Linked DNA regions of Homo sapiens: all the other regions are linked to region 1. Evidence: read pairs that join two places in POLR2A ChIA-PET (ENCODE). Cell type or tissue: MCF 10A. All regions are shown on one strand.

What was found. ChIA-PET counts read pairs that join two places held together with the same protein. Peaks named below come from ENCODE experiments on the same cell type or tissue, not always from the same donor. Only the 100,000 strongest peaks of a DNase experiment are listed, where the experiment ranks them.
Region 2: POLR2A ChIA-PET joins it to region 1 with 10 read pairs; 3 of 35 experiments call an interaction of 5 or more read pairs at or near these places.
Region 3: POLR2A ChIA-PET joins it to region 1 with 15 read pairs; 14 of 35 experiments call an interaction of 5 or more read pairs at or near these places.
Region 4: POLR2A ChIA-PET joins it to region 1 with 81 read pairs; 5 of 35 experiments call an interaction of 5 or more read pairs at or near these places.
Region 5: POLR2A ChIA-PET joins it to region 1 with 26 read pairs; 5 of 35 experiments call an interaction of 5 or more read pairs at or near these places.
Region 6: POLR2A ChIA-PET joins it to region 1 with 11 read pairs; 4 of 35 experiments call an interaction of 5 or more read pairs at or near these places.
Region 7: POLR2A ChIA-PET joins it to region 1 with 21 read pairs; 4 of 35 experiments call an interaction of 5 or more read pairs at or near these places.

The regions. Positions count from the first base shown.
Region 1 is chr12:46,490,705-46,494,704 of GRCh38, reverse strand. All of the region lies in intron 3 of SLC38A4-AS1 (SLC38A4 antisense RNA 1), which reads right to left. LOC124902923 (a long non-coding RNA gene) reads left to right here and starts at 235. Exons shown (of 2, transcript XR_007063284.1): 1 at 235-433. In MCF 10A, no CTCF peak of the experiment used is centred here; DNase peaks (open chromatin) are centred at 1,434, 1,984 and 3,874.
Region 2 is chr12:46,672,262-46,676,261 of GRCh38, reverse strand. No RefSeq gene overlaps it. Among named protein-coding and RNA genes, the nearest start is that of SLC38A4, 150 kb to the left of the region's middle. In MCF 10A, a CTCF peak has its summit at 407; DNase peaks (open chromatin) are centred at 381, 1,221 and 1,921.
Region 3 is chr12:46,363,712-46,367,711 of GRCh38, reverse strand. It overlaps SLC38A2 (solute carrier family 38 member 2), which reads left to right. Exons shown (of 16, transcript NM_018976.5): 5 at 372-445; 6 at 544-636; 7 at 767-848; 8 at 2,523-2,605; 9 at 3,010-3,068; 10 at 3,156-3,323; 11 at 3,709-3,788; 12 at 3,886-3,986. Among named protein-coding and RNA genes, the nearest start is that of SLC38A2, 7.1 kb to the left of the region's middle. In MCF 10A, no CTCF peak of the experiment used is centred here; a DNase peak (open chromatin) is centred at 2,251.
Region 4 is chr12:46,551,471-46,555,470 of GRCh38, reverse strand. All of the region lies in intron 3 of SLC38A4-AS1 (SLC38A4 antisense RNA 1), which reads right to left. Among named protein-coding and RNA genes, the nearest start is that of SLC38A4-AS1, 170 kb to the right of the region's middle. In MCF 10A, no CTCF peak of the experiment used is centred here; a DNase peak (open chromatin) is centred at 1,880.
Region 5 is chr12:46,429,033-46,433,032 of GRCh38, reverse strand. All of the region lies in intron 2 of SLC38A4-AS1 (SLC38A4 antisense RNA 1), which reads right to left. It overlaps LOC124902923 (a long non-coding RNA gene), which reads left to right. Exons shown (of 2, transcript XR_007063284.1): 2 at 2,597-2,801. Among named protein-coding and RNA genes, the nearest start is that of SLC38A4-AS1, 47 kb to the right of the region's middle. RefSeq lists enhancers at 2,353-2,647, 2,186-2,687. In MCF 10A, no CTCF peak of the experiment used is centred here; DNase peaks (open chromatin) are centred at 1,182, 2,162 and 2,422.
Region 6 is chr12:46,400,214-46,404,213 of GRCh38, reverse strand. The region is part of intron 2 of SLC38A4-AS1 (SLC38A4 antisense RNA 1); the gene reads right to left. Among named protein-coding and RNA genes, the nearest start is that of SLC38A4-AS1, 19 kb to the right of the region's middle. In MCF 10A, a CTCF peak has its summit at 2,288; a DNase peak (open chromatin) is centred at 1,573.
Region 7 is chr12:46,560,889-46,564,888 of GRCh38, reverse strand. The region is part of intron 3 of SLC38A4-AS1 (SLC38A4 antisense RNA 1); the gene reads right to left. Among named protein-coding and RNA genes, the nearest start is that of SLC38A4-AS1, 180 kb to the right of the region's middle. In MCF 10A, no CTCF peak of the experiment used is centred here; a DNase peak (open chromatin) is centred at 1,888.

The DNA.
Region 1 (4,000 bases):
AGAAATCGGTGTTACCAAAAACTTTCAGCAAATAAAATTGAATCTACTTCAGAGAACAGTGGTACTGGCTGAAAACCATAGTTTACATTCCATCTTCAAAGTGAGATAATGCAGGAATGCCAAAAATTCAGCAGAGCCTTCTCAAGTAACAATCTTGTCCTGAAGAAACCATTGGGATTTTGAGCTGTGGAATTTTCCATCCATTTATCCTCTCATTATCTATCTTTTTTGCTTCAAATGTCAATTGACTCCTCTCACTCATAGTTGTACAAATTACAGGGCTTTTTTTTAATTGTCATAAAACATATACATTATTCATCTATTCAGTTTCATCTGAAGAGAATCCAACAAAGAAGAAATTTTATTTTCCAATAAAATATTAAAGCTGCTTTACCCCACAAGAGACAGAGCAGAAATTCCATCCATGATCTATGTAAGTACAAAACTTTTTGCCTATCAGAGCATGTGTGAATTTAATTTTATGAAAATGTAGACCTGTTTTTTCCTGTTATGCTTCATAGTACTTGTGTATGAATATGTAACAATTTCAATGTTTTTATTAGTTTGTGAAGCCTTGGTACCATGATGACAACAAGAACATCCTGTGCTTTTCCTAGCAAATATTGACTTAGAAGGACACTGTTGATATTTGTGCTGCATCCTTAATGGAAAGCACGTACATATTACAAGATTTGTTTCCCTCTAATGTAAATACAGTGGAGCAGAAAATTCAAGTGGTGATTATACACACGTCATTACCTTTGCCTCTGGGTTATGGATTGAACTAGAACCCAGGTTAAGGTCATCATGACCCCCCCCCACCCCGCCCCTTATCGGGCACTTCTATCACTAATGAAAAGAGGGTGTGCCAAGCTCAACACACACACACATCTTTCTAATTAACAGAATCCCGCTCTGATTCATAAAAGTCCTATCTAAAAGGGAGGGAGAAATGATGTTAGCATTGATACAGAGGTACATGTCAGCTCAGTGCACAAACATAGGTAAATTATGTAAGGATAAATCTTTCTCTTTTCCAGGAGACAGTTCACCACTCTCCCTCTGTAAAAGGATTGTGGGAGACACATAGGTAGTAAGGAGAAACCTCCATCTATCTCCCAACGAACCTCTGTGTCCCCATGTTCCACCCAACTCTCCATGATTGAATAATTAAGCCCTTAAGTAGTTACCATATGTCCTTAAATAGTTACAATCAACCTCAAATGAAAACACTCAGCAAAAAAAAGATGTGGGATCAATGCTCTTGGTCCAAAGATAAAAGATACATTATGAAAAACATAGGAATGACTTTATAAACAAAACAGAACTTTCTCAACAATCTTATTAACCAATACTCTTTCATCGTAAGTGATCACGGTTATTTGGCGTCAGAAGCAAAATATGGAGAGATCTTTCTGCAGACAAGTGGAGACAAGGCACAATAAAGGGAGAGTTAGGTGTGTAAAGAAAGTGATGAAATGGACATACTTTAGTGTTTAATTCATAAGGAAGAAAATACATCAACTAGAGCAGAGATTTAACCCCTTCTGGGTGGAATGTCAAATACACATATAAACAATTATTTCTGTTCCTTTCAGCATCAATGCACTCGATATAGTTTGAACTTTTATCTCAGTACTTGGGTTTGTTTCAAGGCTTGGTAAATATGCACCTCATAAGATAGTTTTATATATGAAAAGTTACAAATTCCAATGTCTGTAACTATTTGAAAAGCTCATTGATTCCGAGTCAAGGAAGTTACAATTTCTGATGATTCCATTTCAAACCGTACCCAAACCTACCATTAAACTCACATATGGGCAGAATTTCTGGGACTCACACTTTATGGGGGGTGAGAAGGGTGGTCCTGAACTAGCTGATATTAAACGGCCCTACATTCAAATACAGTGAACCCAGACCACATTCCAACAGCATTACCCAAGTGGTGAGGCTGAACTCTTCTGCAGATGCTTGTACACAAGACTTCATGTTTATTTTGTGACGTCACCTTCCTCTTTCCCCATTTCAAGTTGACCTTGTGTCGATTTTAACCTGGTTTTGTCTGTATAAACATGTTGGGATAAAGGAAAGAACTGTAGGATTTTTGGACCTCATATTCCTTAGTGGAGGACTTTGTATTACCTTTGATAAACGGGTTTGCTAAAACAAATATTTTAAGAAGTGGGAGAGAGAAAAGAGGGAGAGCAGGAGTGGTTATTTAGTTTCCTTGTTTTTCCCCAAGTTAAAAAGTCTTGAAGGACTAGCTCATCTTATGTTTATATACAAATAAAACTGATAAAAATGTGTGACTTTTGTTTATCCCTGGAAATCGAGCAAGGCAGGGAAGGAAGGGAACTGAGTGTGACAGGACAGCCTAGGTCCACAGAGCATAAGAAGGATGTGAGAGGATGTGATAAATTGGTAACCATGTAGAACTAGAGCAAACCCTCAAGGTCAACCACTTCAACCCAATTGTTTTAGAGTTGAAAACTGAGGTTCAAGGAGAATCTTTGCCCCAAAACAAATAACTGAACTACTAGAGTTATTATATAAAAATGATCATTGTAAACATTTTTAATAAGAACAACAAAAATCGAAATGTAACTTATCGGCCATTTGCTAACTGTGTTACGTGGAGCAAGTTACTTAAGCTTTCTGTGCCTCAGTCTCAACATCTGCAAAATTGAGATAATAATGGTGTCTATTCATAGGCTTGCCGGAAAGATCAAATCAGTTAATACCTGTAAAGTGTCTAGAACAGAACCTGGAAACAATCAGTGTTTGATAAATATCAATTGTTTATTATCATTATTATTATTATTACTACCACTACTACTGATTTCAGACAAGCCTTTCTCAAGTAAGTGAGATTTTGTTGATGAACTGGAAAACTCAATCCATTGTGGATTGGAATGTTGCCGTGACATGAACATCAGCTTTTAAGGATACACTAGGGCAGAGTCCAGCATCAGCTTAGAGCCAAACAAAGGAGGGAAGTAGGGACAGTCTTATCTCCATGACTAATACTCATTTTTAAAAATACTTAAATATCAATTTTCATGTTGCATTTTTAAAAACTCCAAGAATGGAATTGAAAACCCAATCTTTTTTAAGTCTGTTTCAATTTTTAGAAACCTTGACCAAGCCACTCTCTCTTACTTGGTAGTTTCCATATATAGCATAAATAACAATCTTAGCCAGGTGTGGTGGCTTGTGCCTGTAGTCTCAGCTACTTGGGAGGTTGAAGTGGGAGGATCAATTGGGCCCGAGAGGTCAAGTCTGCAGTGAGCCATGATCATGCCACTGCACTCCAACCTGGGCAACAGAGTGAGACCCTGTCTCAAAAAATTAATTAATTAATTAAATAACAATCTTTACCTGAATTGTAAAGATTAAATGTACCTGAAAGCATTTCTGGGTTATAAATTTTGCAGAGAATTGTACATTCTTTAAAGACACCATGCATTACAATTATAAAATATTTATCTTACCTTGAGATCACTGGGGGGCAAAATGTCATTTTTGTTTTTTTCCAAGGGCTTAGCATTGACCATGGAAATAGCATATGTAATCAGAATATTCACGGAAAATCTGTTCAAAAGAAAGAACTCCGAGCCGGGAATTGGAGGTCTGGGTTCTAGCCCCAGTTTTCTCATGGACACCTTCATATAGCTCTGGGCAAGTCATTTAGACTTCTTGGCACCATTTCCTTTACTGTAAAACACAGGGTGCATTAGCTGATCTCTTCCCCTCTAGTTCTATAATTCTAAATGTCATGCATATGTTTGCATGAATCCATGAGTCACTAAAACCTAGTCAATTTCAGAAAATTATTTAATAAACAAAATGTCTCATAAGCAGTTCAAGAGATCTTGGAACTGACTTTCAAATCATTGCATAATTGTGTTCAGGCAAAGACTTCAAACCCAGGAAGAACATCTTGGAATCGTTTCACCATTCTGCAGTGGAGAAAGGCTGTGAATTCACATATTCACACTCA
Region 2 (4,000 bases), 180 kb before region 1:
AAATATTGCCCTGAGAGACTAGAATTTCTTTCTTTCTTTTTTTTTTTTTTCTTTTGAGAGAGGGTCTCACTCTGTGCCTGGACTGGAGTGCAGTGACGGCATCTCAGCTCACTGCAGCCCTGACTTTCCGAGTTTATGTGATCCTCCCACCTCAGCCTCCGGAGTTTCTGAGACCACAGGCGTGCGCCACTACGCCTGGCCACTTTTTTGTATTTTTGTAGAGATGGAGTAGTGCCATGTTGCCCAGGCTGGTCTCAAACCCCTGGGCTCAAGCGATCCGCCCACCTCGGCCTCCCAAAGTGCTGGGATTACAGGCATGCGCCACGGCGCCAGGCTGGTTTAACTTTTAAAACTGGATTTTCTAATAGAGCCTCAGTCAAATCAATTGACTCTCTATCCCCCTCTCCTGGAAGCTATTGGTATTCAGTGGTTTAAAAAATAAATTAAAAACCCCTTGCTGGAGCATTAGAAATTTTTTTGAAAATTCCAATATTCACCCTTTGCTTTCAACTATAACTTTACAATGCTTTTATCTTGATTCCGGAATTTATTCATTCTTTATAAAGAATTCATCTCTCATATAATTCTTAAGACTACATATTGAAGAAAAAGTAAAATAAGAATTTAAAACTCTGATTATATAGTAGACTCATACTTCATTTACTTTTTTCAGTTACTGTACTTGCTCAACTAAATACCATTTAACGATTTATTTGTTTTGATAAATGTCATCTAAGGAACACCAAAAACTTTGGATGTGTTTAATTCCACATGCTATTTTCCTCCTCCCATCTCTCCCTCCACTTCCCTCATCCCCAATCTGCCCTCATTCCTCACCCCTCACCACCCTAGAGAGATATCCTTGTGCCTGTCCAGCCAGGGACCATCATTCTCTTCTAAATCAAGGTGAGAAAACAATCTAACAACATCTTAACTAACCTTAGAGAGTGAGTAGAGAAAAGCATCAACACCAAACCATAAATGGGTGGCTTAGGTTGATGAATTGTAACCTTTTTCAAGCATTGTGGTCAGTTCTCTAAAAATGCTATTTACAAAAAGGAGATCCAGGGCTAAGACCTCCATTTTTAAATTTCATTTCAAACAAGGCCGTTTTAATAATCCATGGCCTGCAATTGCCATGCCAGACCTGTGGTAGTTACTGACTCAGAGCTTTGCTGAATTACCAAATCCTCTTTTATGACACTTCTGGTATTTTCTTTACCTGTGTCAGCCTCCTTTCCTTCACGAGTCACGGTATAAGCACAAGGCTGTAGAACCTGCAGGTTCAGAAACCCAAATACCACATTGCTCCTTAAGCTAGTATATTCACCAGGAGGTACCTCTCACTTTCCCTCTCAAATCACTTTCAAATGCTCCAGCTTCGATTAGTCATCATGTGATGGTGTCTTTTATTTCCAAAATTTTTTTTAAATATTAAGTGACAGAACATTAAACTTATAAGATTAATCGTCCTAGGTGGTTCATTAGAATTAGCTCTGCTACTTCATATTCACATTTTTTTTTAACCAGTCTCTAATTATCTAGCTGAAACTCTTAATGCTTTGGATGAATAGCCTGGCTCAAAGACATTTTTACTTCCTATAAAATATAATTTGGATTCTGGAAAGGTGTTATGAATGCTACATTAGTATTTAAAATGTCACAGAAAAAGAAATAGATTAATGCTAAGATTTCGTTTGAAACAGCTGTGGAAATTTTGAGACATTATCACTTGCCTCTAGTTAGAAAAATATTAATTTCTAATGATTCCTATTAGACATTAGGATAAGAAACTTTTAAAAAGAAACAATTGGAGACTTTATCTTCTTTAAGGGCATAGTTTCTTATTCGTGTGCCAAAAAAAATAGATCTGTTGCATCATGAAGACTTTATATAATAAAAAATGTTCCCTCCTGGCACCACTGCCACACCTCACCAGCTCCTCATGAACAGTGAGCACCTGAAGGTCATCCATTCTTCTGAAGAGCTGCTCCTACATTCCAATTTGCTGAATTACAGTTTGTTCTCCATATTGCCATCAGAATTGCCTTTCTAAAATGCAAATTGATCCTGTCAGTCCCTGTTTAATTGCAGCTCCCTCTTGTCCTTCCTTAAGAAAACCTTTCTATCTGTTCACCTAAATGTTTCTAGCACCTCGTGGTGTATTTCACATAAAATTATGGATATATGGGTAGATGGATGGATGGATGGATGGGAGCATGGATACAATTAGCAGATTTTCCATAGTACAGACTTCCAGCTTCATACAGGATTTGGTTGACAGCAATTATGGAGCCTAGTGCAACTTCCCACTAAAATAAGTGCAAAGAAAAAAACAAAAACTCACAACATCATAAACTAACATTTAAAAGCGATTTAATTGTGTTCAGAAAAATACACCCAAGTTTTGCCTCCTAACGCATTTAGACTTCATCTCATGAAAAAGAGACTTCATCTCATGAAAAATCTCATCTCATGAAAAATCTGGGACAAGCAAACGCATCTTCACCAAATTAAGCTAAATAAACTAAGTGTTCAACTTAAACTTAGGAAAGAAAACTGCCAGGAAGAAGGACAAATGAGTTAATAAAGATAAAAGCAGATCTTAATTAGCTAGCATAAAGCCAGTAGTATATTAACAAATCCAAAAGTTGGTTCTTAAAAAGACCAATAATGTGATTATATTTTGATGATATATCATGAAATTGGAAACAATCCATCAATATTAGCATGAATAAATAAATTGTGTTCTAATCACACAATTGGATACTATACATTAATATGAAAAATCTGTAGCTGCATGCACTGTATTAGTTCATTTTCACTGTGCTTTAAAGAAACACCCAAGACTGGGAAAATTATAAAGGAAAGAGGTTTAATTGACTCACAGCTCCACATGGCTGGGGAGGACTCAGGAAACTTACAATCATGGTGGGAGGTGAAGAGGAAGCAGGCACCTTCTTCACAAGGCATCAGGAGAGAAAAAAGAGTGAGGGAGAAACTTCCAAACACTTATAAAACCGTCAGATCTCATGAGAACTTATTCACTATCACGAGAACAGAATGGGGAAAACCACCCCCATTGATCCAATCACCTCCCTGCCTCGACATGTGGAGATTAAAGGTCCCTCCCTCGACACATGGGGATTACAGTTTGAGATGAGATTTGGGTGGGTACACAGAGCCAAACATGTCACACCAACACACTTGACTCTTAAAAATACGATTTCAGGCAATGGATTCCAGACCAAAAAAAATTACATATTATATATTGTATACTTCTATTTATAAAAATTTCAAAAACAGAAAAATAATCTATGGTGTTAGAAATAAGGATACCTTTGAGGAGAATTATATATAATGGATACTTTTCATTGGTAGGGTGCTTGTATGTGTCTGTATGGGAGATTCTTGAGATGCTGGTAATATTCTATTTCTTGACCTAGGTCGTTACATGGATATGTTTGATTTGTTTTAAATATTAAGTAATACACTTTGATTTCTGCATTTTTAAATATATATGTTATACTTCAATTCAAAAAGTTTTAAAAATTAAATCAAGAACAGAAAACATTTTAAGAACAAAATATATTCAGAGAAAAATATCAAAATACTAGTAATGAAAATAGCTAATATTTATTGAGTACTGTATTAGTCTGTTTTCATGCTGCTGATAAAGACACACCCGAGACTGGGAAGAAAAAGAGGTTTAATTGGACCTGCAGTTCCACATGGCCTGGGAGGCCTCAGAATCATATTGGGAGGTGAAAGGCACTTCTTACATGGCAGCAGCAAGAGAAAATGAGGAAGAAGCAAAAGTGGAAACCCCTGATAAACCCATCAGATCTCGTGAGACTTATTCACTGTCTCGAGAATAACACGGGAAAGACCGGTCCCCGTGATTCAATTACCTCCCCCAGGTCCCTCCCACAACACATGGAAATTCTGGGAGATACAATTCAAGTTGAGATTTGGGTGGAGACAGAGCCAAGCCATATCA
Region 3 (4,000 bases), 130 kb after region 1:
TGAAATGCAGAAAGGTGGCAAGCATACAGCTCATTATTGTGGTGCCAGAATCAAAATACAAGTTTCAAACTCCATCACTGGGAAGTTGAGCTTTCCAGTGTCTCATGCTATGTTTGGCTCAGTGGGTAGACATCCTTGTTCCTAACCAATGCTGTAGAACTATCACCTGAGAAATGATGCAAGTTTTTACTGCCAGCCAAGAGACAGTGTTGCCATTCCAGTTAGTAGGAGAGGAAATGCCAGTTCTTCAGGGCATTTTGACACAAATAGGACAAGTTGCACACATAATGTTATTTAAACATCCAGAAAGAGTTGTCTTTAAATATAGCCATGCTTATTTATAACCCTATGCCTTTTCCTTCTCTCACCAGAATTCTCTTGACATTTGTGTCAATATTTTCCCTGTATTCTGTTCATCTCCTTTTGAAGACTGCCAATGAAGGAGGTATGATAGCATTCTTGATTTTTCTAAAACAATGTATACCTATCATTTTATTTCTCTTTTAAAATCCTTGGCTTCATGCTTCTGTCTTCAAATTGTAGGGTCTTTATTATATGAACAATTGGGATATAAGGCATTTGGATTAGTTGGAAAGCTTGCAGCATCTGGATCAATTACAATGCAGAACATTGGAGGTAAGAATTTTTCAAAAGATTATTTGGGTAGACTTTATGCTCATTGTGGAGCACAGAATGGTGACACATGCGTTTTAGTGTCACGTGCCGCGTTTTGCACTTGTAATGGTATAATTTTGTTTTCCTCCAGCTATGTCAAGCTACCTCTTCATAGTGAAATATGAGTTGCCTTTGGTGATCCAGGCATTAACGAACATTGAAGATAAAACTGGGTAGGTGCTAAGTAAGGTTACTCATAAGAAACAATTATAGTCAAAAGTGGTTAGATACATTTTTATCAAAGTTGTATACAAAATGATTAGTTAATTATCCATAAATGTTCCTTTTGAAACTGACCAAGAAGGCCCCCCATCCCCGTAAACTGATTCGAACTTTGGAGAAGGAAAGGCCGAAAGATAGTAGCTAGCCCTACAATTTTGGATATCTTAATTTCTAAAACAGGTTTTCTAGAACTTGCTTTCTGTCTTTATGTTCATACTTAAAGAAGTTATAGGTGTTTTTAATATATATCCTAAGTGAGGACTGAAGCTTTGAATTACATTAAAAATTAATCCGTCTTATTTTTGTAAGTTTGGAATTCTTAAGACTTAATCTGTTCAATGCAAAATACAGGCTGGACATCCCTAATCTGAAATCCAAAACTTTTTGAGTGCCAACATGACACTACAAGTGGAAAATCCACACCTGATCTCGTGACAGGTGTGCAAAATTAATTAAAATACTGTATAAAATCACCTTTAGGCTATGGGTTTAAGAAGGTGTATAGGAAACATAAGTGAATTTTGTGTTTAGACTTCAGTGCCATCTCCAAGATACTTCAAATATGTATGTGCAGGTACTCCAAAGTCCAAAACACTTCGGTCCCAAGCATTTTGAATAAGGGATACTCAACATGTGCCAGAAAATGTTTGGGCATGCTATAGAAACCATTTTCTTCTAGCAAAGTTACTCATCCCAGTGAACTCACAGGTATTTATCTAAAGTAAACATGGGGAAGGATAATTTACTTCCCACCCTATGTGCAGCTCATTACGTCAAAATAGAGAAGTGCTGTTATCTCAGATGTGGCTTTAGAAATTTAATTTTTTAAGCTGATCTTTAAGTGTTGGTGTTCTGCAGAGTGCTTACTGCTGAAGTGAACAGAATTCATGAGGCAATTAGAATTTGAAAATAGTGATTTAGAAGACAGTGCAATTCATGATTTACCTAAAAAGAAAAAGGCTTAGAGGATATACATAATGTTTTCTAAAGTTCAAAAGGGATATTTTTGGCTGTCTTTGGAGTTAAAGGTGGGTCAAGATGTCACAACATACTCTGATAACCTGGAATAAGTCCTGGTTTGGGGGACTGAGTTTTATAATTTTTTTTATGGGGGGGGCAGTTTGCCTGTGCATTTTATGAAAACGTTTCCTCATTGAAATATTTAATAATATTTGCTAACGCATCTGGAAAAAAACTTGTTTTAAAATTTTTTAGTTTCCAGCATTAGAAATTACATGCTAAAGCTGTACCAAAGTTGGTGTACAATTTTTCTGAAAGTGCTTAAAGATAAGATTACTGGCTTAACAAACAAGCTTTGTTCCCTGCATTAGTATCAAGTCTTTGAGAAGCATTTTGTGTTATGAATCAGCTGGCAGCCTTCCCAGAGCAAGTAGTGGGACAAAAGTTACACTGTTTTATACCCGACTTCTAACCTGAGTAAATGTTCATCTAGCACACAAAATTAAAAAGTTATTCCTATCTTGAACAGGGGAAACTTTTTCCAAACATGTCTTTTTTGTGTGTTTGTTTTCATGGTATTCCTATGAAATGAGTCCTGTTAGAAGATGTGTATATTTTTCAGAGGATATTTGTGACTGTTTTGACCTTGTTTCTGTTTTCTTTAGATTGTGGTATCTGAACGGGAACTATTTGGTTCTGTTGGTGTCATTGGTGGTCATTCTTCCTTTGTCGCTGTTTAGAAATTTAGGTGAGCAAACTCATCTCTAAAGAGAATTGAAATGAGCCTCTCACCAGTTAGTTGGGCTTTCTCTGAATAGAAATTAATCAGAATGAAAAAGCCCTAGAAAGTAGAAAGGTATATCTTTGGGACTTACAGCATGCAAAATTTAGGAGCCAAAATATTTAATTGACACTATATGTTGTGCTTTGTAAGAAATAATGCAAATGATAGTTTTTATTAGCTTGGGTTATGACAAGTATATTTAAATAAATCTATAATTTAGTATCATAAGAATTAGAAATTTAGTGCTATACACATACTTTAGTGCCTAAAGTCTTCCCAGCAGAATTGAGTTATTCAGTGGGAAAAAGATATTTGCCTTAAATCTGTTTCATTAAACTAATACTGATTCCTGCCACCCCTCCTTATAGGATATTTGGGATATACCAGTGGCCTTTCCTTGTTGTGTATGGTGTTCTTTCTGATTGTGGTGGGTATGATTTTTTTTTTAGAAAAAATTTTTTATAAGCCCTGCCATGTCACTTAGTTTAACACATGCAAAATAATATATTTTTAGGTCATTTGCAAGAAATTTCAGGTTCCGTGTCCTGTGGAAGCTGCTTTGATAATTAACGAAACAATAAACACCACCTTAACACAGCCAACAGCTCTTGTACCTGCTTTGTCACATAACGTGACTGAAAATGACTCTTGCAGACCTCACTATTTTATTTTCAACTCACAGGTAACTAAATATGCTTATTTTCTCAAAAGAAGAGTTTAGGGAAGAAAAGAGGGAAGCTATTCACTCCCAGGGTAAAGGGAGGAGGATAATAGGTGCTTTATAGAAAACATGTGATTAGCTAATTATTGAGGACTGTGAAGAAAGTTTTGGTTTACATCTGAAAATAGATTGAGAATTGAGATAATCATATGGTGCTAATAATTGACACATTCAGAAGTGAGGATATTGATCATACTTCATGAACAGATTAGAAGAATGGAAGCTAATTACACAAAGGAAACTTAGGCTTTGATTCTAAGATTGTTTACATAAAATATATGCTGCGGAAATGTGACAGCATGAGTTCGTTACATCAGATTAAGTAGATTTTTACGTTTTCTTTCAGACTGTCTATGCTGTGCCAATTCTGATCTTTTCATTTGTCTGTCATCCTGCTGTTCTTCCCATCTATGAAGAACTGAAAGAGTGAGTATTTCATTTTTACATAAATTTGAGAAAATATTAGACAATTGCTGTAACTGCTGCTGAAATATATATTTGAATTTTCTCTTGAATTACATAGCCGCAGCCGTAGAAGAATGATGAATGTGTCCAAGATTTCATTTTTTGCTATGTTTCTCATGTATCTGCTTGCCGCCCTCTTTGGATACCTAACATTTTACGGTAAGTAACGCCTC
Region 4 (4,000 bases), 61 kb before region 1:
GAGAATGATGATAATAACATAGCACCTAAGTAAGAGAAGAGAACTGAAATGTTTTCTTACTTAAAGGTAAATAAAAAATACAAACTATAATTTAGGTCAATAAACAAACAGTAAAAAGATTCTTTTGAAATATTAACTGGATAATTTATCAAAATTGTCGCTTCCTCCTTCCGGTCCTTCTTTCCCACCACCAAAAGAGTAATCTTTCTGAAACACAAGTCAGATTGTTTATTCCACTGTCATACCTTACTTGCAAAATAGTGCTTGAATTCTGTATAAATGGTCCCCAGGCTGCTGGTCCAACCTCATCTGCTACCAGTCTCTCCTTGCCCTGTCACAAAGACATACACACCATGCCCTACATAGGTTTCACTCATTACATCAAGGATGTCCTACATCCTCTTCTCCATTTAACTCATGTGTGTGTCAAGGCCCAGACCATCATTTTTCCCAAAGGAAGGCCTTTGACTCCTTTAGGCCATTGGTAGTTCCTTGCCCTGAGCTACAATAGCACTTGCTGTATACCTTCATAAGCACTTACAACATTGTAGAGTAATTATTTTTAAACACACCCCTCTCTTCCCCATCAGAATTGAGGCTCCTAAAGGGAAAAGTCTATGCCCTGTAAAATAGCAGGTGCTCAATAAATAGTTTATCGTCCACTTTTTAAAGTCAGAGATAACTAGCTGTTTGACCCAGGGGCCTAGTTGTTAACTAGTTTCCATATCCATTTTCATCTCAAAACCCTCTCTCTGTTAACATTTTATAAGAGTCAGAAAATGATCCCAAGGGACTCGTAATGTTCTTAACTATTGAAAACAGCTTTCCACTGTGCTATCCTTTTGATGCAAGAAAATAAACTTATTTTAGAAAGTTTTTCAACAAAAACTAAAGCCAAGTGCTTTCTGCTTAAACTTAAGCTGACTAAAAAATTAAATAAAACTTAAGTCTTCATTCCCCAAATATTCCAGTTAATCATGGTTTTCTGGAATCTTCATGCAGCATGGAAGCCGAATGAAACAAGAAGCCAACATGTCCAACAATTATATCCCCACCTTGACATAACTAATTGAAGACAGTTGTGCCTGGCATGATAATAATGACCCTAAATTGTCTAGCATTAAATTCCCATCCCAGTGATACAGAACATTATTCTAATGGCCTAATTTGATTTTTAAAAATTACAAAACTGCACGTTGTGCACATGTACCCTAGAACTTAAAGTATAATAAAAAAAATTCATTTGGTTATGCTTGTGGTTTATACTTTAGAGGAAAACCTCTCTCAGATTTCATGGGAGTTGGATTTTGTAGAAAGTAGGTGTTCAAAGAATCCTGTTTTAGGAAGTAAATCATATCCACATGTTCTAAGAGTAGCAAAAAAGCAAGAACATTTATGTCTGTGATATGTTCATGTGACTCAGAGCAAAATCAGAGAGGAATGTCTAAATATCAGAGGACATTGGACAGAGTCTGACTTACAAATTTGTTGGGAACTGCTTTATAGGAAACAAGCTTTAGGATCTGATTTGAGGACAAGGCAACAGGGAAATAATAATAATAATAATAATAATAATAATAAAGGCAGGAGGGGATTATTGATAGAATTGAGCTCCAAACTTTTAATTTCCCCAAAATAGTTTCCAGATGGTCAAAACTATCTTTCTATGTATGATATTTTCAGGCACTAAATAAAACATTATTTATTTAGTAAATAACTAAATTAAAAGTTATACATCTGCCTACATGTTAATTTCTCAGTAAGATAGCACATTCGTTTTAAATACTGTCACTGTTGATACTAACCCTTTGATACTCAAGACACCTACCTGCCTGGGGGTGAGCAGTATGTTCTAATTTCATCAGAGCTTCAGATTTGTCACCACCCCTGGGATGCAGGGCTCTGAGTCATGAGGATATAACAATCCTGTACTTTGATATCCACTTTCCTCCCAGAAGGAGAGTCCTAACTAACTGTTTGAAGATGCTCTCCCTTCTTCTTTCTGCATCTATAGGTTGCAAGTTATGAAACTATTGCAGGGGGAAAGAAAGGAAAACTACTAACAAGGGAAATAAGGTGGCATTTCCTCATTCTCCAAATCCTTTGTCATCTTACCGGAAACAAACCCAAACTGGGGCTCAGAAGACTGGAGGCTCCTCCTCAAGCCTGCCTCTCTGCTAAGTTAATGAGCCGCTTTTAACCTCTGTCAGTCTTCTACTTTCTTAATAGAAATATTAAGAGTATGAATAACCCTATTAAGTACAGGTGAACTTATTAAAAGACTATTACATAAAAACATTGACTTGCAAAGGATCATTTTTATTACTAAGCCATGTATGTATTCATTCATTCATTTGACAATTATGTTTGAATGCCTACTATATATCAGAGAATGGGTGCTGGAATTTAATAATGACCGAAGCACAGTCCCTATCCTTGTGGAATTTAAAGTCTAAAAATGAAGACAAGGGTTGATTGAATAATCACAAAACAGAAAATTACAAACTGATACGTATAGAATTACAACACATAATTATTATGATCCGGAAAATACTGTATTTTCACTATTGAATGCTTTTGTTTCTTCTCTAATTTGTATATCAGTTCATTTTAATCATCGAGGGATTCCTGAAAAATACTTTTCCAGTATAGCATGCTATTTGTAAGTTGAGGCTTTTAGATAATGATTAGAATTGAGATTTCCAGATGAAACTGAGTCCTCATTTAGTGAAACAGAGGAAATGTTGGTACAAATTTAAAACCAGAAGATAGGAAGACAAGACCTAAAGGACTTTTCCTAGAAGAACATGGGACATATTTACAGGAAAACCGTCTTTCAGTCTTTTTAATATAAAGATCCTACATCTAACCTGAAGGACATAGCATTAAATGAAATTAGCCAGGAAGAGAAATACAAATACTGCATAACCTCACTTATATTTGGAATATAAAATAGTCAAACATAGAAGCAGAGAGTAGAATGGTGGTTACCAGGGGCTGGAGGCAGGAGTGAGGGGAAGATTCAGGAGATGTTAGTCAAAAGATACAAAATTTCAGTTAGACAGGAAAAACAAGTTCCAGAGCTCTATTCTACAACATGGTGATGATAGTTAATAACAAAATATTGTACCCTTGAGAGAGATTTTGTGTTCCCACCACAGAAAACAAAGGATACGTAGGTGAGGTAATATATACATTATATATTTAGCTCAATATAGCCTTCCCACAATGTATACATATCCCAAAACATCATGTTATACACCATAAATATATACCACTTTTATTCATCAATTAAATAAATAATCCTATATCTGTGGTGATAGTAACAGCTTACCCATTACATACGCCAAGGTAATGTTCTAAGCACTTTATAAATATTAACTTGTGTAATCATTCTAATAACCCTCTGAGATAGGTAGTGTTAGTGGTAGTGAAATTATCGCCATGTTACAGATGAGGAAATTGAGGTACACAGGGATTACACACAGCCAGGTCCTGGAGCAGATCCTGGATGCAAACCCAGTCTGTGCTCTTATCCACCATGTTCTATGGCCTCTTATTCGTACCATTGTTCTGCTGAAACATGTCAAAAATTATGGTTTTTTGGTTCAATGATCTAGAGAGCATGTTGAAAATATATCTCTACCCCTTTTCATATTCTAAGAATAAATTCTACTTGATAATTCCTGGTGGGAGTGATATTCAAAACAAAGCAAAACAAAACCTTCAATTCTTTTCAATCAGAAATTTAGTCTACTTGGATTTAAAACAAAAAGAGATGATTTCATAACTACTTTTCAAAAACAAGAGGCTCAGTTCCTCATGCTTTAGCAAAATGCTTCTTTATTATTGCAGAGTACATTGCACATAGGTTTGATAGACATTCTACTGTGAAGGAAATGATTCTCCTAAAATTTGGTACAGCACTATGTGAAATGGTGCCCTTAGTCTAAAGTTTAGGATATAAATTAATGTGGAAAAATCAGACCTGAACTGGCCC
Region 5 (4,000 bases), 62 kb after region 1:
AGGTGAATCAAAATATCTGATAGGATACAATTTACAACAGTTGCATGCAACTGATGCAAAAGTCATTCTCAGGAAATATTAATTTTTCTCTCATTCCTGGCAGTTTGTTGATATAAAATTGAAAAAAAAAAAGGAGAAGGATGAAGCTGATTTATGTTTAGGAGGCTAAGTAATTCATTGAATCTCCTACTGCTGAATCTAATTTAAAAATATATATAACCATATTTCTCCATTGAAAATTAGAAAACATTAAATCTACTTATTTATTTTATATTACTTTCTATTTGCCAATTATCTCTGCAAACATTGAAGTGCTAAATACTTCGATTGTATACGCAAGCGTACTGAAATAAGGCTGCATAAGTAAAGTTTTACACCACGTCTGCAAACTAAAATTTCCTGGGGTGTTACATTTTTCCTAATAAAATAAAACAGAGGTTAAGAAATATGATTCAGTGGCCATTTCTACAGCTGAAGTATATGAGACTGCAGCCCTAGGTGTCTTGCCCACGCTCATCTAGCAGACGGCAGAGCCTAGACTCAAACTCTGGTTTTCTGCTACACATCAAGTATTCCTTCTACAGTGCTCTTCCTTTCACTCAGCATTATCTACATAATTAGAAACACTTGAATTTCTTTCCCCATCTGCCTAGAAATTTTCCCCAATTATTACCTTTGCATATTATTTTGGTAGAAAATTATCTCTTATAAAACTCACATGTAGCTTTCAATTTTATGGCATTCTTTTCCTGCAAGTTCATATAATTAATACATGTTTGAAACCAGTAAATTCTTACAACAGGCCTATGTGTAGGGAAGCAGAAATGATGAGTCTTCTGTGATATAAATCAACATTCTAATAGTTAAAAAATAGGTGCACCCATTCATAAGTGTCACAAAGCACTCCACACTGAATAGGAAGGGATATCTGAGTGGCACTGATAACAGCCAAGCCTGAAGAGGAGGCACAACAGCCCATTACAAGCTATTGAAAAGTTCCATAAGAAAAAAAAAAAATGACATACAGCAGGAAATTCCTGACCAGTAGTGTAATTTCTTACATAAATGTGTTGGCAGATAAATGGATTTCTATGACTTTGCTTACGTCTGCTGCTTACTGCCCCTTTAGATATGTCACTTTGCAAATGTATTATAACTTCACTCTGACTCTATTTAATGGTATGATTCAATAAATTGTAGGTTCATCTTAATCTCCTCAAAATACTCTTGGCCTTTTGCCCAAAAGTGGGGGAAGGAATTAGTAACTAAAATAGCAAGAGAAGCTTGCTGTCAGTTAGTCTCCTGGAAAAGTACTATACTGAAGATTCAATATAGCAATACTGTAACTTACTAAGATGGTATATAAGGAATTAGACAGTGGAAAATTTAAGGTACAGATTAAGATTACAGCTACAGGACTATAAACATGGCACTAAAAAGTAAATGAGGCCAGGTGCCTCATTTAGCTGGGTGTGGTGGCATGTGCCTGTAGTGCCAGCTGCTTGGGAGGCTGAAGTGGGAGCATCACTTACGCTCAGGAGGTCAAGGCTGTTGTGAGCCGAGATCACACCACTGCACTCCAGCCTCAGCAACAGAGTAAGACCCTGTCTCAAAAAAAAAAAAAAAAAAAAAAAAGGGCCGGGCGCAGTGGCTCACGCCTGTAATCCCAGCACTTTGGGAGGCCAAGGCAGGCGGATTACCTGAGGTCAGGAGTTCAAGACCAGCCTGGCCAACATGGAAAACCCCATCTCTACCAAAAATACAAAAATTAGCTGGGCGTGGTGGTGGGCGCCTGTAATCCCAGCTACTCAGGAGACTGAGGCAGGAAAATCACTTGAACCTGGGACGTGGAGGTTGCAGTGAGCTGAGATTGTGCCATTGCCCTCCAGCCTGGGCAACAGAGCAAGGCCCCATCTAAAAAAAAAAAAAAAAAAAAGGACTAAATATGTACCGAACTCCATGTATATGAAAATACTGACCTAGATGTCTTCTTTATATAATTTCATGTTATTTTTATAACAATACTGTAAAATAAGCATTATGCCCTCCTTAGAGCTCAGAAAACCGAGTTTCTATGAGATTATATTACACAATTGATGCCCTCCCATTTCCTAGGTAGACCCAGATGTAGTAATACATGGATCTTCCACTTTCAGCCTGTGTAATCCTGAACAAGTCACTGAAAATCTGGGAGCCTCATTTTCCTCACCTGAAAAATGAGTAATGAGACCTACCTTACTACTTCCAAAAGTTATCACAAATACACTTAATAAACTACAAAACAAAACACAAGTGGTGGTTACTCTTATTAATACAAACAACTAGTTAATAAGAGAAAGTGATAGAGACTGATTTCTAAACTGTTTCCTGACACTTTGTTTTCAAATGCTTGATGATGCAATACTGAGCTGTGTTTTCCCAGCAAGGTCTTTGGGGTTGTCAATGAATCATTTCCTTCACATTCACATGAAAGATATGCCTGGGTAGATCAGGTTCCCACCCTGTTTTATCTTAACAACCCATACATTGCAGGTAAGCAAACAATTAGTATTGTTCAGAATTTCACTTACAGAAATCTAACATTCCCTCTCTGCAGATATTTTTCAGCACAAAGAACGGGGACTTTTGGGTCATTGACCTACTGACACTGCATTTACAATGACAAGTTCTATGTCTGCAACGTAAAAGGCAAGAAGACTAAATCTGTTTTCCATTTTTCTTGTGAACTAAACTGGGTTTTCAAAGAATACCTTATGTGGATCTACAACATAAAAGACAGCAAAATAAATATTTTATTAGAATATTTTATCAGTTCAACTTTGTAACATATATTATAAGATTAATCAATGGTAACAATAAGTTTTAAGGAACATAAATTTGAAATTGAAGATTATTCATGACAGTAATAACAAATCTAAAAATAACCTCAGTATCCAATTTATTTTATCTTGCTGTTTGGTTTTTACTAAACTAAGTCTGATTCATAAGCAATTGCATATGAGAACAGTTTTTTAATATTTTGCCACATTTATTCCATTTATTCATCAAACCATCCATTCATCCTTCTATTTTTCATTTGTTTACTGAACCATTTCAAAGTAAATTATAGATAATAGCATGCCTCCCTCGTAAACCTCTTGGCATGCATCTTTTAAAAATTAGGGAGTTTTCTTAACATAGCCACAATACCATTATCACTCCTAAAAATTTAGGGATTCCTATAATAATAATTCTAATATCTAGTCCTTATTCAGAATCCCAATTGTCCCTCAAACTTGTTCTCCCAACAGGATCCAATACGGAATTACACATTGTTTTCATGTTTACATCTCTCAAGTTTAGTTTATCTTAATATAGCTCCCCCTGTGCCCCATCACCTGCTCTTTTTCCCATCCCACTGACCTGAAGAGACCAGAGTAGTGCCCCACATTCTGGAATTTTTTTGAGGGTTATGCCCAATTCTTTCATTTATTTATTTGCTTTTAATTTTAAATTCAAGAGGTATATGTGCAGGTTTATTACATGGGTATAATACCTGATGCTAAAGTTTGAGCTTCTAATGATCCCATAAACCAAGTAGTGAACATAGTACCCTTGCTCCCTCTGTCTCTCCCTCCTTTTGGAATCCCCAGTGTCTATTTTTCCCATCTTTGTGTCCAAGTGTACCCAATGTTTAGCTCCCACTTAAAAGTAAGAACATGTGGTATTTGGTTTTGTTTCTGCATTAATTTACTTAGGATAATGGCCTCCAGATGCATCTACGTTACTGCAAAGGGCATGAATACATTCTTCTCTGTGGCTGCATTGTGAACCTGGTGGATATTCACCACATTTTTTTAGTCCAGTCTACCGCTGGTGGGCACCTAGGTTGATTCCATGTCTTTGCTATTGTGAATAGTGCCATGGTAAGCATAGCAGTGCAGGTGTCTTTTTGGTGGAACGATTTATTTTCCTTTGGGTATATACCCAGTAATGGGATTGCTGGGTTGAATGGTAGTTC
Region 6 (4,000 bases), 90 kb after region 1:
GATATTAAAGATACACCAGAACTAAATGAGGACTGCCTCCTTGGTGTGAGTTAAGCTAAAAGGAAATGGAATGAAAATAACATGCTCAACTTTGAAATTTGATAGTATTTAATGCTGTCTATCACCAAAAACCATTATCTTGTAAAATAATACAGGTGGTAAGCAACTACTGCAAAAATTGTGAGGGTGTTACTCAAATGACTGATATTTGGAAGATGCTGCATTAACCTAACACCTGAACACTGAGGTAGGTAGGCAAGTGAGTGGTCAGCATTTTTACTACCTTCTATGCATCAGGCACAATGCAAAACAGAAAGGGGTGTGGATAAAATATACAACATAATGTACTGCTGTGCTAGAAGTGCTTGTACTCTAGTGGAGGAGACAGGAGTATAAATAGTTGTAACACATTAACCATGGTAAATGTAACTATAAAAGATTTAAAATACAAAGCCCATGGACTCAGACATTGTCAAGGACATAAAATCCCTGACATTTTGTGCAAATGTTTGAGGATATATGGATATTCTGGGCCCATTACTTTCATTAGATTCTCAAAGTTCATTGGAACACATTCTGTAACATAGGAGACACCAGAATAATTATTGCATGGTATTGTTGGTTCTTGGTTCTTGCCTGGGCGTTCTTCTTTAGTTTGTCATTTTGGAATCATAACTGTGGCCTCCTCTTTGTTCTTTATGATTTTATACTTTTCTCACATAGCTGTATGAAAGTTATCTTTAATTCCCTGATGACCAAACTCCCCTAAAGGTCTCTACCACATTTTAAGCTCTTTGAAGCTAGAGACATACCATACAGCTTCCTGCCTTCTACTATAAACAAACATCTGTTAAATGAAGAATAAACCTTGTAGAACTCCTGCAGGAAGTTTTCCTGCTGTCTAGGACTGATTAAAAATGTTTTCCATTGCTCAGACTATGAACACTGAAAGTGTTTCTAATCTGAAATGTGTACATAATAAAATATTTGGAAAAAGGCACCAAGTTCTTCCTGCAATGTGTTATGTGTGTATATTCACAAACGTCTGTCTGGACTGGCATTTTATGTCTAGGCCTGTTTAGGTCAGTGCTGAATACTTTAAATGGTGTGGGGACTGTGTTTATTTACATACTGCATAAAGCAGCCATTGCAATGTTATTCACACATGGGGCCTCTGGGCTTCTCCCGAGCATGAAAGTGCTGCTGTTGACATTTATGCTTTTCTCAGTATTTCTTCTTTTATCCTATTCTTCCAACATAGCAATTTTGTCTTCCTCTGGAACTGAAATTCGGTGAAAAATATAGGCCTCTAAAATGTTAGTACTTTCATCCTTATTTTTTTCAAATTTTTTAGCTATGCTGTGAACTAAATGAGCTGAAGCCTCCACTATTCAAAGTTCTTCAAGGTTTGACATTTAAATTTATTCTAAAATAGTTTTTGCATGAAAAACCAAGAAAGGGAGGATTGTGGTTTTTACCTTGGCATGGAATTTTATGAGTGGGATAGAAACAGAGTAGTGGTGTTGAAGCTGTCTGCAGGATTTACTGGCACTGATTGGGAACAGGAGCGGCCCAGTCTCCAAACAAGCCCATAATTCATATGACTAATTCTAGCTTTTGCCTTAAGCCTCCACCCCAGCCCCCACCCCGCCACACACACAATCAGCATATATGGAAATGTTAATAAAGTCATCATCTTATTCTCTTCAAAATGACTGATTCTTATCACACCCATGCCTCAGCATTTCCAGGTGGGAAGGGGGCCTTCAGGACAAGAGGTTGCAAAGGGAAGCAAATTCAAGTGAGAAACCCTGCAAAACTTTCTGGGAGGTGACAGAATTAAACATCTCTCATTCCGAGACGTGTTCTAGTAGGCATGCTTCTGAGCCATAAGAGCATCCATATTATGGCTTTGAAAATATTTTATATACACATTCTCAAACACTCTAAAACTTTATTTTTTCTAAATTCTTTTTAACCTCTTCTGTTTTTAAGGCAAGTTTAAGATTCATCGAAATATATTCTTTGGTTAAGTGATTCCTATTTCAATATGTGAAACACCATTTTCATCCATCTATATACCTCTGAACCTTTTTAATAATGCCTCATTATAATTAAGAGTTCAGACTGGTTAGCCATAACATGACAATCATCTACAGAGACTTAATACACTATGTATGTATAACAGAAAACACCTACTACTTGGAGTGTACAGCTCACCTAATATAAAGTAGCAGATTTTAAGGGGAATGCATTTTACAGTGACTGCCAGATGCATGCCAAAGCCCCGCCTCCAGCGGCCCAAATAATCATTGCAATGACAGCCCTGGGAACAGCAGGGAGAGTTGTTTTCAGGCTAAACCCTCACAATTTTTCTCTTACAGCTCCTTCCAAAAGGGAACAAAGCAGCTCTGCGTGTGTGTGTGGGTGTGTGTGTGTGTGTGTGTGTATACGCCCCTACACATGTGTGTATGTTTTCTGTTTTGAGTGTAGAAAGTACTAGAAGTAGATAGTAGATAGTGCCTGAGATGCCAACATAGGCAAATGAAGAAGGTGGAGTAGATATGGAGAGGATTAGCCCAGAAGTCCTACAATGGCTTTTTCCAGGTTCAAAAAGTCTCTGATTGGGGCAACTGAATGTGCACATAAACCCTGCTTCTCCCCAAATATAATGAGCAAAAGGGAAAAGCGGAGTGCTGACTTAAAGATGGAGGAGGATGAGCAGACAGCAAAATGTGGTCAGAGTGCGGTCCCTCAAAGGTTATGAGGAGAGAAGGCTCCCCAGTGCTCCAAGCCCCTTCTCAGCAAATGGGGCAAAGGCCATGTGCACATTGTACACACCTGGAGCTCCCCTCCATCTGGTAAAAGGCAACCCTGTGCACCTGAATGGACATCAAATCTCTGAAGAGACTGATCTAACATTTATCAGTGTGTGACCTTATGTTAATGGCTAAGCTGGTCTCAGCTCAAGATTTTTTAAACTGCAGAATGGACATAAATGCAATGCTATGTTACCAAAAGAAAGTGGTGAGGACAAGAAGAAAGGCCTGGAAAGAGCCCATGTCTGTGTGTGCCCATGAGGGGAGAGTGAGAGGGCTGGCCTTTCATGCAGCACACTGGTGCACATGGCACAAGAACCACGGACCACACTTTCATCTGTCAAATGTACTAACTGCCAGCAAGAGGCCTGATGAGCCAGAGTGGGTGCCTATGTTCCAATCCATGTATATATCTCTGTGTCCAAACACCTACCGTGTCTCCTCCTGTAGCCATGGTTGAATAGCTCAGGCTCTGAGCTAAGACCCATCCTGCCCCTTGTGCACTGGTGCCCATCCTTCTTACCGACTTAAAGACATTGCTCCAGCAATTGTCCACCTGCTCTTGTATCATCAAGTTGTTATTCTCTACTGGATCATTCCCAGCATACAAATGTGCTGTCATAATTTCTTCCACTTGAAAGATTCTTTAAAACTCTCCTGGCTCCACATCCTCCTTCAGATATGACCCTATTTCTCTTCCCTTTTAGAGTAAAACTCCTCTAAAGTGTAGTCTCTACTCTGCCTCCAGTCCAACTACTCCCATTCCTTCTGGAATCCATTCCAAATAGCTTTCATCCTCATTACTTCATCAAAATAGTTCTTGTCAAAGTCATCAATGACCTCCCTGTTGCTACATCCAATAGTCAGTTCTCAGGCCTCCTCTCCCTCACGTTGTCAGCAGTACCTGGCACACTACATCACTCCGTCTTTTTTTTTTTAAACTTTCTTCCTTTTAAAACAAAAAAAATTTGGAGAGAGGGTCTTGCTCTGTTGCCCAGCCTGGAGAGCAACAGTATGCTCATGGCTCACTGCATTTTCTTTTCATTTATTTATTTTTTATTATACTTTAAGTTGTAGGGTACATGTGCACAATGTACAGGTTTGCTACATATGTATATATGTGCCATGTTGGTGTGCTGCACCCATTAACTTGTCATTTACATTAGGTATTTCTACTAATG
Region 7 (4,000 bases), 70 kb before region 1:
ATAAATCTTAAAATTTGTATGGAGCCAAAAAAGACTCCAAATAGCCAGAACAGCCAATAGAAAAAAGAAGAAAGCTGCAGGCATCATACTACCAGAATTCAAAATATACTATGAAGCTATAGTAACCAAAACAGCATGGTATTGGTATAAAACAGACACATAGACCAGTGGAACAGAATAGAGAACCCGGAAACTAATCCACGTATCTATAGGCAAATGGTATGGACAAAGACAACAAGAACATTCACTGGGGAAGGGACAGTCTTTTCAATAAACAATGCTAAGAAAACTAGATATCCATATACAGAAGAATGAAACTAGACCCCTACCTCTTACCTCATACAAAAATCAACTCAAAATGGATTAAAGACCTAAATGTAAGACCCCAAACTATGAATGTACTAGAAGAACACACAGTGGAAACACTCCAGAACATTGATTTAGGCAAATATTTTATGGCTGCGACCTCAAAAGTACAGGCAACAAAAGCAAAAATTAACAAATGTGATTACATCAAACTAAAAAGCTTCTGCACATAAAAGGAAACAATAACACTGTGAAAAGACAATGGACAGAATATGAGAAAATATTTGCAAACTATTTTTCTATGAGGGAATTAATACCCAGAATATACAAGGAACTCAAACATCTCAACAGCAAAAAAATCCAAACAATCTAATTTTAAAATGGGCAAATGATTTGAACAAACATATTTCAGAAGAAGACATACCAATGGCCGACAGGTGTTTGAAAAAAAATCCTCAACACCATTAATCATTAGGGAAATGCAAATCAAAACCACAATTAGGTACCCCAGTTAGCATGGCTATTATGCTATTGTCAAAAAGACAAGAAAACAAATACTGGTGAGAATGTAGAGAAAAGGGACTCTTAATCACTGTTGGTGTGAATGTAAACAGTACAGACATTATGGAAACAGTATGCAGTCTCCTCAGACAACTACAAATAGAACTACCAAATGATCCAGTAGTCCCACTACTGGGTATTTATCCAAAGGAAACAAAATCTATATATTAAAGAGAAATCTGTACCTCCATGTTTATTGGAACACTATTCACAATAGCCAAGATATGGAATCCACTTAGGTATCCAATAACAGATAAATGGATAAAGGCTACATGTTTTCACACAAGCTAAATAAATAAATAAATAATAATTTAAAAAAATTTGATCTCCTAGGAGTAAAAAGTAGAACAGAGGATACTGGAGTCTGGCAAGGGTAGGGAGAGGTGGGGACATGCATGGATTTGTTAAAAGATATAAAATTACAGCTAGATAGGGGGAATAAGTTCTAGTGCTCTATACCACTATAGGATGACTATAGATAACAATAATGTATAGGTTCAAATAGCTAGAGGGAAGATATTAAATGTTCTCAACACAATAAAATGAAATTATGAATATGCTAATTACCCTGACCTGATCACTACACATTATATATATATCAAAACATCACAATGTACCACATAAATATGTACAATTATTATATGTCAATTTAAAATTAAATTTTAAAAAAAGAAATATTGAGAGGGATGATAGTGATGGTTGCACAACAATGTGAATGTACTTAATGCCTCTGAACTGCACACTTAAAAACAGTTAAAATGACCAATTTTATGTTATGTATATTTTACCATAATAAAGAAAAACATAAAACTTCCGTAGAAGAGTCTCAACTGAGTGCATACAGAAGTCATTTACTGTGTTCTGTTTGTGTTCTTGCTGTGTTCCTGCCCCTCATTATTTCCTTGCGCCGCAGAGAAAGAAAGAGACTGAATAGAAAGCCTGTTGCATTTGTGTTTTTTCCTGTGTGCCAAATGCATGAATCAACTACCGTTTCCACTTGATGTCACACAGGCATCTGAAACTCAAAGTATTGCACAACTGAATGCATTGTCTTCTCTCCCATGCCTACTTTTCCTCTTCTATTCTTTACTTATATTGGCATCAAAATTGTAAAGTAAAACCTTTGGCTTTAGTCACAGACACTTGTATTTCAAACAACCACAGTCCAGCTTCCCAAGATACCGCAGATGTGGGTTCCAGCAGCACATGGTGTATTGCCCTGTATCTCAATCATCAAATCAAAAAACTGGGGAGCTATACTTGATTTCTCATCTACTCAGCCCTGCATCTCATTCTTCAAGAATAACTGACTCTACCTCCTCAGACCTCACAGATCTGCCCCACTTCTTCATTCTTTCCAGTATTACTTTAGCACCTAACTAGTCTTGCTATTGTTAGTTTTGCCTTACCCTAATCTATCCTTCAATGTGTTATCAGAGTGACCTTTCTAAGATACAAATATGTGTAGGTACCTTTCATGTCTGAAAAACTAAACTAAAGATGCCTGCTGCTGCCATTGTAGCAACTCCTATTCCAGGAAATAGGAACGTAGATGGAAAGAACATAAAATAGGAACTGAATGACATGCAATATCTGTTGACCAAGATTACATCACTCTGGTAACATCCGTATGTATCACTGATGAAGCATTTATTTATTTATTTTTCAACCAATTTAGAAAGTTTATTTTGCCAAGGTGAAGAACACGTCCATGACACAACCTCAGGAGATCCTGGCAACATGTGCCTAAGGTGGTGGGGGTACAGCTTGCTTTTATATATTTTAGGGAGATAAGAGACATCAGCATATGTAACATTGTCATTGGTTCTGGTAGGGGGTTGGGGTTCCAGGTCATAAGTAGGTAAAAGACAAAAGGTTGCATTCTTTTGAGTCCTTCATCAGCCTTTCACTGAATACACAATGTAATCTGGCTCAGTCAATCTGCATTTTTACATAAACAATAGGGCAGAGGAAGCAATCAGGTATGCATTTGTCTCAGATGAGCATAGGGATGACTTTCTGTCCCACACCTGTGAAGATAAGCTATTGGTTTCCATAGCCAGGGTGAAATTCAACAGAACAGAGCAATTCTCCTGTCTCAGCCTCCCAAGCAGCTGGGATTACAGGCGTCTGCCATCACGCCTGGCTAATTTCTGTATTTTTAGTAGAGACGGGGTTTCGCCATGTTGGCCAGGCTGGTCTTGAACTCCTGACCTCAGGTGATCCACCTGTCTCAGCCTCCCAAAGTGCTGGGATTAGAGGCATGAGCCACAGCACCCAGCCTGTAGCTGTATTATTGAGGAATAAAATGGGAGGCATGTTTGCCTGATGTAGTTCCAGGCTTGACTTTTCCCTTGGCTTAGTGATTTGGGGCTCCTGGGGTTTATTTTCCTTTCACAGTGATATCTATTTTTTTTTTTTTTGGTTGTTTTTTGTTTTGTTTTGTTTATGAGGTCAGTCTCGCTATATTGCCCAGGCTGGTCTTGAATTCCTGGGCTCAAGCAATCCTCCCGTCTTGGCCTCCTGAATAGCTGGGACTATAGGCATGCACCACCGTGTTCGGCTTCTTTAGTGATATCTTCTGAGCACACAAAGCACCAGCTAACATTAACATGCTCATGATTTTGGCAACCCCGCCTAGGGGTAAAGTGTGATGAAGCATTTATAAGTTAAATCACCTCTGTCATAAATTGGTCTCACAGAATAGTCCTTTCTTTTTTTACAGTCCATTTTTTCCCACTTATTTCTATTCTTAATTTCAAAAATATTTAATTTTCTAATTATATTTCTCACACATTCAAGAAAATAACTTGGAATCTAGAAATAAAATGCAACAGCATCTGTGATATCATTAAGCAGTGAGCACATCTTGTAAAAACAGAGAAAGTTACACTCCCAAGGTCTATGAGCAGGTGCAATACACCTTGGCTGCTGAAACCCACATCTGCAGAGTCATCGGAAGCTGGACTGTGAGTGCTTGAAGTACAAGTGTATGTGACTAAAACCAAAGGTTTTACTTTACAATATTCTAAAAAGTCAAAAGTGTGATGAAATACACAACCAAATAGGTAGTTTAAAAAGAAAAAATTAAATGATCATTATCTATAAGCAATGATTTTTGGTTTAAAAACCT